Regions from separate parts of the Homo sapiens genome. Here region 1 is linked to region 2. A link is an interaction called in ENCODE POLR2A ChIA-PET data of the cell type or tissue named here. Cell type or tissue: PC-9. All regions are shown on one strand.

Region 1 (5,000 bases), 290 kb before region 2:
CAGCCACACCACCCACATCCAGACACGCCCTGGACACCCATGCTGGGATTGACACAGATACTCAGGCCAGTGCTGGAACACACATGCAAAGACACACACCTGCCACCAGGGACACAGAAAATCCTGCTCATAGGGCCACACATTCCCACACACAGAAGCCTGACAGGAGGTGAGCCCCAGCCAGGGATATGCATGCTCAGGGTCAGAGGTGACATGGACCAGCAAGGCCGCGGACTGCCCCACAAGCCCGTGGCTGGCCCAACAGCCCCCTAGGCAGGAAACAGGCAGAGGCAAGATAAGACAGGACACACTTGCACAAGGATGGCTGCACATGTGTGCACGAGGAACTGGGCCCCCGTGTGCACATGGCACCGACACACAGGAGACACGAGCATGGGCACGAACACACACGCGGACACACGGGCTGCCCCTTCCACCAGGGGCTCCAAGATCCCACACACACCGGCCGCCCCCGCGTGCTCAAGACCCTGTCCGCACGAGGCCGGTCCCCGACCCTCCCGTCCTCCGCTGTCCCCCTCCGGTTACCATAACTCCCCCCACTCGGAAGATGCAGCGAGAACATGCGGAGGGAGCAGCTGCCGCCGCCGCCGCCGCCACCGCGGCTTCCCCACCCCCCTCCCCGCGCCCACGCACACGCGCGCCCCCGCCCCACGCGCGCGGCGCCCCCCCCTCTACGCGCGCTCCTAGTCCGCCCGGCCCCGCCCTTACCTCGCACCGCCCCCCGGGGGGGCCAGGGGTGTCCCCGGTGGGGGAGGGGCCCCGCCCCTGCGCGGGGGAAGGGCGGGGTGCGGAGGGAGAGGGGGCGGTACGGCCCGGCTCGCGCCGCCCGGCGCGGTGGGGGCGGCGGCGGGGCCCGGGACGGCCGGGACGGCCGCGCGGTGACGGCCGCGGGAACGGCTCCCTCCGCCGCCGCTCCCGCCGCTGCCGCCGTTGCCCGGGCCCCGCCGCCGTTGCTAGGCGACCGCTGCTGCCGTGGCCGCCTCTGTCACGAGCCCTGTCGCCCGGAGACAGCGCGAGAGAGACGGGGGAGGGGGGCAAGGGGACCCCCAAAACAAACCAGGCCACCCACCATCCCCTCCTGAGCAGGACCCCCCCACACACACAAAACCGCGGAGAGAACGAGGGTTCGCGGCTCCACCCAGCAGAGGAGGAGCCCAGGATTCCAATGCCCCTCAAAGGTCCGGCGACCTCTCCCGGGCTGGAGAGTCCACAGCCTCAGCAAACACCTTGGCATTGCCAAGTCCCCAAGGTCCCAACGACCCCTATGTCCACTGCACATCCTCCATGCCCTTTACACATTCCATGTCTGCCTGAAGACCCTAAACGTTCACCCCCATCAACTTTCACTAAGCCCTCCCCCCAAATACATATGCCCCTGGAACCCCTCCCAGCCCCTACTGAACCCCAATACAGCAACCTCCACATGCCACCTCAACTCCAAACACACACGGTGTCCCCACCCAAAACACACGGGAGACCCCCGCCAGAGACCCCTAGACCCTGAGGACTCAGGATAAGGAGAAAGATGGGGAATAAGTGGGCAGATCTGCCAACCACAGGACACATGATAAACATGCTCTGTGAGCATGTGACCATTCTGGCCTGGAAACGCAGGTGTACACACATGCACACAAACACACACATCTTCCCCAGACATGAACATGACATACACACATATACATATACACACAGATGTGACAGACATCACACACATTCTCTGTATACACTCCACCACCACCTGACTTTGCCTCACAGAGATGTGCTACCCACACACCCCGATGGTATGGGGTTTCCATGACAATGACACACATCCCTGACCACCCACCCACCCACCCAAGGTCCCCAAACCGGCCCACAAGGCTAGTAGGGCCTGGACCTATCAGAAGGCTGGAAGGAGCCAAAGGATGGGGACAGGTCACTGGCTCTCTAAGGGAGAGAAACTGGTAGCTTGAATTCCTGAAGGGAGGGGGAGCTGGTGGGAAAAAGGGGTCACCTGGGGGTTGGAGGAATGGGGAACCTGGATCGCTAGGTCCGGGAAGGGAAATGAAGTGGAAGGGGGCAGTGACGAGGGGGTTTCCGGGGGCTGAGGGCGTCTCTCTGCACCTTGGCTGCAGATCTCTGTTCTCTGCCTTCATCTCCCCTCACTGTTCCCATGGAAACCTTTTAAGCGAACTTCTCAGGAAGACAAAAATCTTTTTTTAAATGACTAAAGAGGGGGTTGGGGGGGCAGAAAGGGGGAGGGAGGGGAAGAGACAGATGGAGAGAGGGAGAGAGTTGGAGAGACAGACCGCGCAGATAGCTCTACAGACAGAAAGGAGATGAGATGGGAGTCTGATGGACTTTCGCCGGGAGCAGAGGGGAGGGACGGGGTAATCAAGAGGGGTACAGAAAATAAGAGAAATCAGGGAGGAAAGAGAAAGGGTGATACAATTGCAGAAAATAGAAGCAGCTGATGAGAGGAGAAAACAGGGGGTAATAAAAGGAGACCTCAAGGACTGAAGGTCCGGAAGAAGAATCAGGAGCATAGGGGTGGGGAAGAGGTCTGGGGGGAGGGCAGGAACTAGGTCATTCTTTCCAAGATCCCAGACCAGGGGCTGGGAGGGGCAGGGGCAGGAACACACGGACTGGAAGCTAAAGATCTAAGGAGACTATTTTTACAAGCACCAGGAAAATAGTCAAACTTCACTGCTGGAGAGGAGAAAGGGAGCGAAGCCGAGCGAGGACCCACAGGGGCCTCTCACCCACAGCCCCTGTCCCGCTCCACCTTCCAGAGGAGGGCGCCATCTCCCCTCGGGAAGCAAGACTTTGTCTCCGCCTTCTCCCGCCCCCGGCCAGCTCCCGCCGCTCCCCGACGCCCCCGCCCCGCCAGCCCGGTCCATCTTCAGCCCTCTCCCCGCGCCTGTCCGGGTCATGAGAGCCTGCTCGGCCGCCGTACCATGCTCGCCGTGGGGCCGCCCCTCCACCGGCACGGAGACTGTGCGTCTCAGCAGTTTGTTGCGACTGGACTCGCTCCTCCGGTCCCGGATCAGTAGGGGGTGTATCTAGGGGAGGTGGGGGTGTGTCAGACCTCCCTGGCCCACGCCGCCCCTCCCCTCCCTCTTCCCCCCTCCGCCTCCTCCCAGGAAGGGCGGGCCTCCTTTTCCCCCTAAGCCTGCCCACTTTTTCTGCCCCGGCCCCTCCACACTTGGTGACTGGATCTCTCCCTTCTCTCCCCCAGTCTCTCTCTCTCATTCTTTGCCGTCCCACCCTCTTTTCTCCCTCCATTTGTCTTGAAACACCTTCCGGAGAATTCTCCCAAACCCTACTCAGCTCTTCTGCAACTCCTCAGAAGTTAGCTACTTCCTGAATCCAGTTTTCCCTTGACCTTCAGTTCCTCCATTCTCCCTGCTTTCCTCCCAACCTCCCACCTCCCTTACCCCCTTCTCTCCCTCCGAGCCTGTCACGGGGGTAGCAGAAGCTGCATTTATAATCAGGATCCACAGCTTGTCTCCCTCCCACGGCCCGGCTTGCGGCCAGACTGGGACCCAACCTCCCCTCCCGCCAGAGGGCCTGGTCACCTTCCCCCACCTTTCATCTCCTTCCATCACCCGACCCAGCATCTCTCAGTTCCCTTCTTCCCCTCAGCCATCACCTTTCCCTAAGCTTCACACCCAGCTCCCCCTGTCCACCTCCATCCCTACCTCCATACACCTCCACCCCTGCAGTCTCCTCCACCTCTACAAAGAGCCACAGGAACAGACCCCTCACTATCCCCCAGCCCCAGTTCCACCACCCATCCAATTCCAACTCCCTGCGTCTGTTCAGGCTGCTCATTTTCCCAATTCTATCTACTCCTCCTCCCACACACACGCCCTTCCTGCTCCAGACCGGCCATTCCTATTGCCCCTCAACTTGCTGGCCACTGGTCCCTTCAGTCTGTCCCTATCTCTGTCATTCCTTCATTACCCCAATCCATTGTCTTCCCTCTTCATCCCTATAACAGTCCCCACTCTGGGTTCCAGTTTCCCCCATTTCTCCTACAGACTCCAAACCTTGATCTAGGGGTTTGACCACAGTCACTCAAATGTCTCCCAATGGTGTCCAAAACTTAGACTCCCCAAGCCACCTCTCCTTTCAAAGTCACCATATCCTCTCCTTAACACCTCTACTTTACTCTGTGGCCTGGAAGCTGTCTACCCAGCCATCTCTCCACACTCTCACCTGCCCCCATAGGTCCCTTGACACTCTAGTTAGCCCTGACTCAAATTCTAACCCTTCCTCATCACACCATTCCCAATAACTTTCAGGGTCCATCTCTCACCACGTTTGGTTTTCCAGGCTACCCTACCATTTTTTAAAGCTTGTCCCCCAAATCACCCCCATTCCCTGACTCACACTTGTGGGGCACCATTCCAGTTTTTATCCTCTATTTCCTCCAATGGACACTCCTGCTGACCCAGCTCCCAAATCAGAACCCACACTTCCCTGGCTCTCAGATCTCCATACCTGGCCACCACCTCCCATAAGAGGCCTCTGTCCGTTTCATCTCCTTTACTCTGGCTAGTCCCTGCCCCTACTCCACTTGTACTCCTTTAGATAACTCCACATACTCCCAGTTCCCCTCCCTTATATTCCTTCCTGATGTCCAACCACTCCCTTGCAGAAGCCCTCTCAGTGTCTCTCTAAACCTTGATCTCAATCACTCTCCCAGTCTTCACCCCATCATGCCAAGATCCACTGACCTCAGTCTTCTTTCCCAGTATCCTCCAGCTACCTAAAACCTCCTCTATCCCCTGCCTTTTCTCTGCGTCCTGCAATTTCTCTTCTTGCACTCTGCCCCCTGATGGAGAAAGGACTGGGAGTCTTGCTCAGTGGGCAAAGCAGAGAGGGGTCCTGAGGATTGCTTTGGTTGGGAGGGCCTTCCATGTCTTCACCCCTTCTCCAAACCCTTCAGTTCCCCTTCCCCATTCTAACCTATCCTACAATATGGACAGTGTGAA
Region 2 (5,000 bases):
GTAGCAATCTTCTTTTCTTTGTCTCTTTGGATTTTGGATTTCAAGCAGCTTGAGGACAAGGCCCAGGTCTTCTGAGTTACATCCTTAGTGCCTAAAGAGTGAAAATTCACAATGAGTGTTTATTTAACAGAATGAAAATTAACATTTGAAGGTGGAATTTGCTTTAAAATGCACGGACCTTTAGTTTTAGGCTTTGTGAATATAATAAAAACAAAGTAACCTAAGGTGAACAAACGACATCTCTGTAGCACAGCTTGTATATCATGTTTTTCATCTGTTTTTTCTTTGGGCTTCGTTTCTGTAGGTGAGTAATTCTCTAGCCCATAAACTCAGTGGAGGACCCTCAACATCCGTGTGTGACACTGAACTTGCCGTCACTTGACGCATCCAAGGAGAGGACTGGTTTTCCCCGTGTTGGGCTTGGAGGGGAAATCCTTGCTTAGGACCAACAACCATGCAGTGTCATTTCGCCTCACTTCCTCTTCCAGGCTGGACTCCATGCTCTCTCATCTTTATTCTTTTACTGTAATAGTAATAGACTTTTTTGTTGTCAACCTTTTGCTGCGTCTTATACATCAGGTAAAGCTAAGATACTATCCCATAGGTGTTTCAAATGCAACAACTTTTATTTCCAGGTAGAACTACACTTGAAAATATACATTCAACAAGAACATTTTGTGAATGTTATGTGCATGACAACATTTTTAAATTTACTATGACTTAAAATGAAAGTGTTTTGATAAAATTATATAAGGTACCATTTTTATTCTAAAAGTAAGAACATAACTTGAAGTCTATAAATAGCACTAAGACTTACTCTGGAGGTCTTTTCATGTCCTTCATTATTTTTTTCCCTGAAAGATTTTTATTTCATCTCCCTACTTCCCTGCCTTTCTCTGTGGCTATATCAGTATTTTTTATGTCTGGTCCTGTAGGGGTTCTGAGATCCTATGGGAATGGGGTAGGGGGACTACGCAATTTTGTTTCTACCAGGAGTTGTGTGACTTGGGTGAGTTACTTTACTTCTGTGGTCAGTTCCCCAATATGTAAAATAATTTCCTCTGTTAAATCAAGTTTAGCCTAAAGTTGCCTCCTTACATATTTTAAGTTTGGCCTAAAGGTTTCTCTGTACATCATGAACTATAACAAGTGGAGGTGTAAACAGACCATAGCCTACACTTGTGCCAATCACTGAGTTTTGGCCAATCATATGTAGCTAACTGTTTGAACTGTGTTCAAGTTAGGCAAACATTGAGCTGTAACCAATCTGGCTGTTTCTGTACCTCACTTCTGTTTTCTGTATGTTACTTTTCTTTTTCTGTCCATAAACTTTCTTCCACCACGCAGCTGTGCTGGAGACTTTGAGCATACTCTGGCTTGGGAGGCTGCCCGATTTGTGAATTGTTTATTGCGCAATTAACCTCATTTAAAATTTATTCGGCTGAAGTTTTTCTTTTATCAGGTGGTGTCAGAAGTGGGGTTGGAAGTAGAGCTTCTAATGACCCCCAGAAGTGCTGAGTGACCTAGCGAGGTACCCTCCAGGCCCATTGTGTCTCTTTCTCTCTCGGAGCAGCTGGGGATCGTGGTAAGTTCTCTTGCAGATTCCGAAGCTCCACAGATTTGTGTGTTGAGCTCTCTGAGTTTCTTTGAGTAAATTTCTGATCCTGATTGGGTTTGAAAGTCGCGAAAGAAATTGAACTGAGTCCAGGATCGGATTGGCTCCAGTAATTAACTGGCTTGGATCCGGTTAGAGACCTCTTACATCTAACTGGATCAGAAAGAAACCAGTATTAAATGGCAATATTGCAAAGGTGTAAAATTTGGCTTTTGGAAATTCACAGAGATTTTTATGTTCTACTCCTTTATTTTTCTTGTGCACTTAGGTAGGAAAAAAAATCATTGGCTAAGTTGAACAAGGGACCTGAGAGCAAAGCCAGTATTTGAGGTAAAAAATGTGATACTGAATTTCTGAAGAACTGAGTTCCTTCTGGATTATACATGCATAAGTATTAGGCCCTGGAAGGAGCAACGCCTTACAGAAATTGTCCAGGCGTGGTGGCTCACACCTGTAATCCCAGCACTTTGGGAGGCCAAGGTGGGTAGATTGCTTGAGGCTAGGAGTTTGAGACCAGGCTGGCCAACACTGTGAAACCCTGTCTGTACTAAAAATTAAAAAAAAAAATTAGCCAGGCATGGTGGCATGTGCCTGTAATTCCAGCTACTCGGGAGGCTGAGGCACAAGAATCACTTGAACCCAGGAGGTGGAGGCTGCCATGAGCTGAGATCATAATACTGCACTCCAGCCTGGGTGACAGAGACTGTGTCTCAAATAAAATTTTTTTTTTTTTTTTTACTAAAGATAACTTGCAGTAGAACATTCCAAAAGAACAACACTGCACTGAAGTGCATTTGAAAATGAGGGCTCCCAAATTAGTCTCATGTACAGTCTCATGTAGGGATGCCTATTGATATGCAGAAGCTTCTAAAAAATTTCAATATTTGCATTTAAAGACTTTACAAAAAAGAATTAAAAAGCTTAAACAACTAATTGATTTAAAAAATTAAATCTGCCTTGCGCTTTTTGCTGATGGCTGTGTGTGACAGGATTAGGCATGTACAGGATCATGGGACATGGGGAACTTTTTTCTCCCCAAAGCAGGAAACTTGAGAGCTGATGAGATGGCTGGAAAAGATCCTTCATGACTGACAAGCAGCTGCCTGAACTTTTTTTTTTTTTGAAACGGAGTCTCACTCTGTCTCCCAGGCTGGAGTGCGGTGGCACAATCTCAGCTCACTGCAACCTCCGCCTCCTGGGTTCAAGTGATTCTTCTGCTTCAGCCTCCCGAGTAGCTGGGATTACGGGCGCCCACCACCATGCCTGGCTAATTTTTTGTGTTTAGTAGAGACAGGGTTTCACCATGTTGGTCAGGCTGGTCTCGAACTCCTGACTTCAGGTGATCCGCCCACCTTGGCCTCCCAAAGTGCTGTGATTAAAGGCATGAGCCACCGCACCTGGCCCTGAACTTTTAATTTAGTGTCACTGCAATAGGTGGGTCCTTCTCTGTCCTCCCTGAACTCTTTGCCTTCCCCACCCTGCTGCAGACAATGCTTTTCTTTCTCTCTTTCTCTTCTTTCCTTTTTCTATCTTTCTTTTTTTTTTTTTTTTGAAACGGAGTCTTGCTATGTCACCCAGCCTGGAGTGCAGTGGTGCGATCTCGGCTCACTGCAAGCTCTGCCTCCGAGGGTCATGCCATTCTCCTGCCTCAGCCTCCGGAGTAGCTGGGACCACAGGCGCCCGCCACCACGCCTGGCTAATTTTTTTTTTTTTTGTATTTTTAGTAGAGACGGAGTTTCACCGTCTTAGCCAGAATGGTCTCGATCTCCTGACCTCGTGATCTGCCCACCTCGGCCTCCCAAAGTGCTGGGATTACAGGCGTGAGCCACCACGCCCGGCCTCCTTTTTCCAGCTTTCTATTATATCTTGTCTAGAGATCACATGTTGAAACTTCTGGCTGGAGGCCATTCCACCCCACTTTGAATAGATTAAAGATAGCAGAGCCCCACCAGGGGCAAGTTTAAGCCTTACCAGTTCAATATTGGGCACTAAGCAGAGTGGCTAATGTCTATGTTTTGTCACATGTATTTTGCTGTGGCTGGAAGGGAAAATGTTAATTCAGTTCCCTCATGCAATCTCTTGGGCAGCATCTTACAAAATTGAGAGGCTTTTGCCTATGGTTCCCTGAAATCAGAAAAGATGATTTTCCTTTGTGTTGTGGCTTGGCCCCCAGGCTATGTGCAGCTAACAGGGTCGCTAGGGCCACTCAGAAAGAGGGAACCCAGAAGCCTGGCATGCTGGCAAAAGGGTAAGAATTTCTTAGCAGTCAGGCTTCTGGCCTCTCTCTGTGTGGAAACGGTTGTAGGAGTAGTAAAAATCACTGTCTCCTCTGCAAAGTTTTAATTAATGATAAAAAGGATTTGTGAGGCTGGGTGCGGTGGCTCACGCCTGTAATCCCAGCACTTTGGGTGGCCGAGGCGGGTGGATCACGAGGTCAGGAGATCAAGACCAACCTGGCTAACACAGTGAAACCCAGTCTCTACTAAAAATACAAAAAATTAGCCGGGCGAGGTGGCGGGCGCCTGTAGTCCCAGCTACTCGGGAGGCTGAGGCAGGAGAATGGCGTGAACCCGGGAGGTGGAACTTGCAGTGAGCCGAGATCGCGCCACTGTACTCCAGCCTGGGCGACAGCGAGACTCCGTCTCAAAAAAAAAAAAAAAAAAAAAAAGGTATTTGTGAGCCAATCTTAAGCTGTAGCAAACCTGGTGTACTTTGTGCTATGAATTGGTCTTTCTGTGTCATTTGGTCATAAAAGGGGTTAAATAGGATAAAATGTGGGCCTAGGACTCCCAGAAGTCTGCTGTTCAAGCCAGCCTGGCAAACTGGTCAGTTACAAACTGCGGGTCCCTGAAACAAAAAAACACTGGATAAGGTTTCCCTGTCATCTTGTTTTATGTCATTGGGAGCTTGACCTTATAATCACATGATGGTACTTTCTTTTGGTCTCCACCCTCTGGAGGACAGGAATTTTGGAGTTCATGTCATAGTTAGCTCTAAAAATTATCTTGAGCAGTTAAAAGCCTTTGCAAGCTGAAAATTGGCTGCTCTTAGGCTCCTCCTTCTGGGAGGAACAATGGAAACCACCAACGGTGTAGCTTAGTGGCTAAGCTTTGCCATCTTATGATGGCAGCCAGGCAGGGTTCAATTCCAGCTCAGGGAATGAGACCTGTTTGGTTTGATATCTTTCTGATCTTTGCTATTTGCTGATTCTCTTCCCCTCATGAACAACTTCTGACTCTCGTCTTGAATTTTCCTTTCTCTGAGCTACGTTTGGAAATTCTAGAGTTTGTAAAAATTGCTTGCTACCTTTTTGAAAATACTTCGTACACTTGTGGTTAAGTCATAACCTTGTTAAAGCTTATTGGTTTCACCTGGGAGATTACCT

What was found. ChIA-PET counts read pairs that join two places held together with the same protein. Peaks named below come from ENCODE experiments on the same cell type or tissue, not always from the same donor. Only the 100,000 strongest peaks of a DNase experiment are listed, where the experiment ranks them.
Region 1: POLR2A ChIA-PET joins it to region 2 with 14 read pairs; 3 of 35 experiments call an interaction of 5 or more read pairs at or near these places.

Annotation. Positions count from the first base shown.
Region 1 is chr6:33,423,860-33,428,859 of GRCh38, reverse strand. It overlaps SYNGAP1 (synaptic Ras GTPase activating protein 1), which reads right to left. Exons shown (of 19, transcript NM_006772.3): 3 at 2,957-3,062. Among named protein-coding and RNA genes, the nearest start is that of SYNGAP1, 6.3 kb to the right of the region's middle. RefSeq lists an enhancer at 2,938-3,480. In PC-9, CTCF peaks have their summits at 214 and 2,747 (motif pointing right); a DNase peak (open chromatin) is centred at 3,019; H3K4me3 peaks cover 3,123 bases; H3K27ac peaks cover 1,277 bases.
Region 2 is chr6:33,136,212-33,141,211 of GRCh38, reverse strand. It overlaps LOC105375021 (a long non-coding RNA gene), which reads left to right. Exons shown (of 5, transcript NR_190905.1): 2 at 1,463-1,585. Among named protein-coding and RNA genes, the nearest start is that of HCG24, 4.6 kb to the left of the region's middle. In PC-9, no CTCF peak of the experiment used is centred here; no DNase peak of the experiment used is centred here; H3K27me3 peaks cover 3,246 bases.